2 separate regions of the Homo sapiens genome follow, and region 1 is linked to region 2. Evidence: chromatin loops called from intact Hi-C (ENCODE). Cell type or tissue: psoas muscle. All regions are shown on one strand. Each heading gives the region's core, and the rest is flanking DNA. Links, peaks and the distances in the headings are about the cores only. Region 1 overlaps LOC105378419 (a long non-coding RNA gene). Region 2 has its middle 3.6 kb from the start of IFIT1B.

Region 1 (2,915 bases), core at 116-2,615, 78 kb after region 2:
GTCCAGTGGGGGTGCAGTCACCACTCACAGCACCAGACAGGCGGCCATCTGGCTTCCCTGCCCCAGCCTCTGGTAGTAGCATCAGTGGCTGTGCCTGCAGCAGTGTGTAGAGGACAAGAAGGGGCTCTGCTCTCTACATGTAAGCCCAAGCACACAGCCTGCTTCACTAGTGGGAGAGTATCTCACTATCCACTTGTGAGGCCGAGTACAGAGTTTGTGGTGCTGCTAAGGGTAGGGTCACTTCTCACAGCCCCAAACAGGAGGCTCTGGAAAGGACATGTTTTAGTTTCCTTTGTATCAGGGGCTGTCTTTTTGGCACATTGCACCATTCTTTCCCTGGGGAGTAGTACTCCCTGTGGGCTGGGGTGCTGCGGACACTGTATTACCTTTGGGTCTAGCCAGTGCTGTGTCACTGTAGCCCACTGGGTGGATACTGGGAAATATCACTGGGGGCTCCTGGGATATGGAGATATGGGAGCTGCGGTTCCCAGGATAGGATGTAATTCCATGACTATAGTCTCACAATGGTGCCGCTTAGGTCTTGGGGGAGCTGAGAGACCCAGCGTGAGTTCCCTGTCTCATGAAATACCCTTGTGGGGTCTCCAAATCACCACCCATACTGGTGTCAGAGTTTGTATGGGTAGAGAAACTCTCTCATGTTTCAGATTGCAGCAGTTTGCAGGAGGGATGTGGACTGCTGAAGTTCTCTCATTTGACCTTTCCCTGAAATGCCAAGGCCCTCTGTTATCCTGGCCAATCTCAGCCAAGCTGGCCACTTGATACCTTCTTCTTCTGCGCCTTGGGTGTTTCCCATGACTTCTCTGTTGAATTCTAGTGTTGTCTCCTAGATGTTCTATTCGAGGTATAATTATCTATTCATAATTTTGGTTCTTCTTTCTAGAGAGGGTGGGTGTCTGATGTCTCTAGTCAGCCATCCTGAACCAGAATCCCCACCATATTTTAAATCCCTGCTTGTTGCCCTGGTATTTGACATCCCCAAATCACAATGTACAGCCATAGTGTTTTGTAATGATAGAAGAAATGTATTTTCCTTATTCATACCCTTAGTCACAAAGGGGGTAATCATGTATATAGGCCCAAAAGAAAATAATAGTACCTCAAAGATTGAGGTCAGAAAATTACACAAAGCACAGATAGAACACATTCTCCAGCAAAACTGAGGTTGTTAAGGTAGGTTATTCAGTCTTGGGAAAAGTTATTTACCATAATTTTTTTTCTGCCTAGGGCAGGGAGGAAAAAGAAACTATCCTTCCTAAAAAGTCTCCACCCTTTGATTAGGATGCACAGCTAAGCCTGTCCCAGTTGGAAACCCTTACTTTTGTGTCTTACGCAAGAGTTTCAAGTTCCTTTTCTGTTTACAAGTTCTTCTTCTTCTTCTTTTTTTTTTTTTTTTTGAGACAGTCTCGCTCTGTTGCCAAAGCTAGACTACAGTGGTGAGATCTTGGCTCTCTGCAACCTCTGCCTACCGGGTTCAAGCAGTTCTCGTGCCTCACCCTCCCAAGTAGCTGGCTACTTGGCCCAGCTACCAGGCCCAGCTGATTTTTGTATTTTTAGTAGAGATGGGGTATTGCCATGTTGGCCAGTCTGGTCATGAACTTCTGGCCTTAAGGGATCTGCCCGCCTTGGGAAGCACTCCCAAAGTGCTAGGATTACAGGCATGAGCCACAGTGCCTGGCTTCTATTTACAAGTTCTATTAGGTACTTACAGAAATGTATGTTAGGTTTTTAAGAAATGCTGAAATAGGAAAGTGGAAATGCTGTGGGTTTGGTTTGATTTATTTTTTGAACTCAGTATTCAAGAAAACTATTGGATAGGAATTTTAAAATCTTGTGAATAAAGGTACTGGTTGGGGAGAAGCATAGAGAAAGGTTTTGCCATGGTCACTGTGCTTTGAAATGGTTGAGATACTGATTTACACTTCAGAAATTTGTATGGCTAGTGCCTGTATATAATGTTACCACAGCAGGTATGCATCAGCTGATTTAGTAGCTGGGTTAGTGTGAGACTATGCATGCAATGTGATTGCAAAATAGCAACTGAAAAGGAAAACCAACTTTCTCCTGGTGTTATTTCTATTTTGAGAAAATGAAACTTATTAGAAAGAGTTCTGCCTAACCTCGTTGCTACAAATATATATGTGTCTTTTTCCTGGAATATAGGCCCTGTTCATATTTCCTAGAACAATAGATTTCATTTATATAGAATATAGATTTGCTTCCTGTTCCTGGAATGGGTTACATCAACTACAGATGGTATAATGCAATAATTCTCATATTGCTACTTGCCACCAGCAATATCAGCATCACCTGGAAGTGCAAATTCTTAGGCCCCATTCTAGACTGATAGAATCAGAAATTCCAGTGTGGGACCCAGAAATCTAGGTGTTGATAAGCCTTCCAGATAATTATAATGGATGCTAAAGTCTGAGAACCAAATAATATATTGAATGTAAGCAAAAATACTTTTACTTCTATAAAATGAAACTCTATGCTTTTTCCTTGAGATTTTTTAAAAAATTTGACCCTCTTTTTTGTTTTGAGTCTATTTTTAACTGAAGTTTTGTCCACCTAGAAGAGCTGGTGACTGTTCAATAGTATTCGCACTTGTTAGAGGAATACTTAGGTAGCCCAGTGGGTTCTCTTGATCCCCACAATGGGCTGTAATTTGAAAACAATGTGTTCCCACCTATATGACATTCCCTTCTGTACTCATTCACAAATACACGTTTAAAATGGTCTTCCACATGAACTTCAAAAATATTGATATAGTTAATAAAATAGCTCCCCATTCTTTTTTCCTTTCCATTCCTTTCCTTTCCTTTCCTTTCCTTTCCTTTCCTTTCCTTTCCTTTCCTTTCCTTTCATTTCATTTCCTTTCCTTTCTTCCTTTTTTT
Region 2 (2,915 bases), core at 231-2,730:
GCACCTGTGTTGGCCTCCTAAAGTGTGGGATTACAGGTGTGAGCCACTGCACCTGGCCCGTCTTGACATCTTACAAGCACAGGATATCATTTAGATCCATGTATTCTTCCATAAACCCACCAAATCTCAACATTACTTAAGTAATGAGAATCCCCATTTTATTCCTTGAGTATACTCTAATAATAAAAGTAGGCAGAAAAATTCTCTAAGCATAATGACAGCACAGAAATGGAGGTTAGAACCATTCAGGGGAATGAGGGAAAGGAAACTAGGCCCACGTAGCCCTGCTGTGGAAGACCAAGTTTGCTGAAAGGGAAGAATGATTGTTAGTCAAACATTGTTCCATCTGGGGTTGAGCAAACCAAGGCCATTAGAAAAAACCTTCTACACCTGTCAGGTGACAGAATCACCTGATGGAGGGGGTTCTGCACAGATATTTGCCATCTTGTTTATTTTGGGGTTGTGTACTCTGAGTATAAGACAATAGCACCCCATCATAGAACAACCATTATTCTATATTTGGGGCCAATGGGATGTTTTCTTCTGAGGTTTCCTTTCTTGCTCTGCAGCTTGGGCATAATGAGAACTATTAAAACCCTTTACCTTTACTTGTCTTTGTGCGCACAAGATGATGTTGCTCAGTAGTGAAGGCCACCTGGAATCAGACTACCTGGGGTCATTAATGGACTTTGCTGCTTACTGGACATGTGATCTTGGGATAGTTGGTTCACATTTCTAAGCCACATTTACTTACCCATGGAATCGGAATAGCACTAGGACTTTCGTCATGGGGTTATGTTGAGATGAAGTGGGATATTGCATGGAAAGCATGTCTCATTTAACAGCATTCAGTAATTGTGAGTGTTGCTTTCACAGTGTGGGACAAGTCCCCTTATCTGTGCAGTCTGTGCTGACCATTAGCTGGAGCCCTTCCAGACTACAATTTTTCCCAGTGGGCACTGAGAGAGAGGTGTTTCATGTCATATCTGACTGTGCAGCTGCTGAGATAGGGGTGTCCTGTTCTGAGCTTCAGGCCAGGGCAATCTACATATTCCCATCTCAGGCTCAGGTCAGGGAGCCCTGGCCATATCTACACATAGAGCCCAGCAGTACCTCTTGGGCAGCAGGCATTCAACCTCTCCCTAGTGAGGATGGACCTGTGTAGGGGGAGAAGAGATTTTGGAATGGGACTCATTTCCTCTCAGCTCTCTCTCTCCAGTTCTGTATCAGATGGGAAGCTTCTAGGAGGCCAATTGTGTTTTCAGATACAAATATCTTCTGTAAGGCACTAGCCCTGAATCAACTCTAAAAGGGATAGAAACATAAGCAAATACTGAAATGAACATTAGGAGAGCTGCTTACACTGAGAGTAGTATGACTTTGGAATTTTCATGCATAAAATTATTGCTAGTAACAGCGTGTCAGAGAAACAGAGTGAGTGTTTGTCATGTGGTCACTGAATTTGGCAGCAGTCCTGGTTCTGTGAGGCTCTGGCTCAACTGATTAGGTATTCAGGATCTGGCCCAGTGTGTCCTTGGATAAATACAGCCATGAACCACACAGGACAGAGCAACAATAAGGAAACAGCCAACACATTGTGTAAGAGAGAGAGAGAGAGAGTGTGTGTGTGTCTGTGTCTACAAATAGGAAAAAAACAATGGAAACTAGAGAGGGAAACTCATTTCTAATGGGCAGGATGCCTACTTGTAGAAATGAAACTTAAGCATTGGAGAAATAAAACTTAACCACTATCAACATTCCAGAACCAGCTCTGTGTTCGACGAACTAGCAGAGTGAACTTGATTTCACTTAAACACTGAGTTTCCTCATCAGGTATAGAAAAAGGTTGGCCTTGAACAGTGGTTTACAACCTTGGGCTGCAAGGTTGTAAAATTCCTTGGAAGTCTTTTAAAAATGCAGATGCCTGAGCCAATCTCCAGCCCAATCAATCAGAATCTCTGGAAGTGAAGCCCAGGCATGAGTATTATCAGTAAGTTTTCTGAAAAAAGTAATCCCAAAGTGATTTTTTTGTGCATGGTTTAAAACCACTAGACTAGATTTTTGCTACTCAGGATATGGTCTGTTACAGTGGCATCCTCAACTACTAAAAGCCCAGAAATGCAGAATATCAGGCCCCTCTACAGATCTCCTGAATGAGAACTTGCCTTTTAACATGTCCAGATGATTTGTTGGTACATTAAAGTTTCACAGATACTTTTCCAAATGATCCCTGGATCCCTTTCAGGTCCAAATGCTTTGGATCAGAGACTAATTCCTAATAAATACCTATTTTCTATGAGGCTCTGAGTCTAGAACTTTATTTTTCTATGCTTTGGTTTCCCCTTGTGCACCTTAATAATCCATGCAATACCAGAAAGGATGTAGGTCAAAGTGCACTGACCTCTACAGAGAGTGTCTGATGTTTGCTTTTGAGACTACTCATGTTTGCAAACTTGCACCAATCATGTCCACAGAGAAAATACTCAGCTACTAGGAACTTCTCTGCTCTGAAAGTCCTGGTAATCTTCATACCACCTCAGGGGTCTTGATGGCTATCTTTGGGCTACTCTGATTTACTTTTCTGGCTGACTCCCACGTGTTCCAGTTTTTTTTTTTTTTTTTTTTTTTTGAGAGGGAGTCTCGCTCTGTCGCCCAGGCTGGAGTGCAGTGGTGCAATCTTGGCTCACTGTAAGCTCTGCCTCCCGGGTTCACGCCATTCTCCTGCCTCAGCCTCCCGAGTAGCTGGGATTACAGGCACCCACCACCACGCCCGGCAAATGTTTTTTGTATTTTTAGTAGAGACGGGGTTTCACTGTGTTAGCCAGGATGGTCTCGATCTCCTGACCTCATGATCCGCCCGCCTCTGCCTCCCAAAGTGCTGGGATTACAGGCGTGAGCCACCGCGTCCGGCCCCA

What was found. A loop is a pair of places that touch in the nucleus more often than their neighbours do. Peaks named below come from ENCODE experiments on the same cell type or tissue, not always from the same donor. Only the 100,000 strongest peaks of a DNase experiment are listed, where the experiment ranks them.
Region 1: a loop joins it to region 2, with 2.3 times the contacts of the local background. A loop is called at or near these places in 25 of 110 quality-filtered maps.

The regions. Positions count from the first base shown.
Region 1 is chr10:89,294,990-89,297,904 of GRCh38, reverse strand. The region is part of intron 1 of LOC105378419 (a long non-coding RNA gene); the gene reads left to right. It also overlaps a transcript of LIPA not described here. Among named protein-coding and RNA genes, the nearest start is that of IFIT2, 5.6 kb to the left of the region's middle. In psoas muscle, for the core only: no CTCF peak of the experiment used is centred there; a DNase peak (open chromatin) is centred at 1,554; H3K4me3 peaks cover 1,761 bases; H3K27ac peaks cover 2,187 bases.
Region 2 is chr10:89,373,049-89,375,963 of GRCh38, reverse strand. It overlaps a transcript of LIPA not described here. Among named protein-coding and RNA genes, the nearest start is that of IFIT1B, 3.6 kb to the left of the region's middle. In psoas muscle, for the core only: no CTCF peak of the experiment used is centred there; a DNase peak (open chromatin) is centred at 1,493; H3K27ac peaks cover 1,685 bases.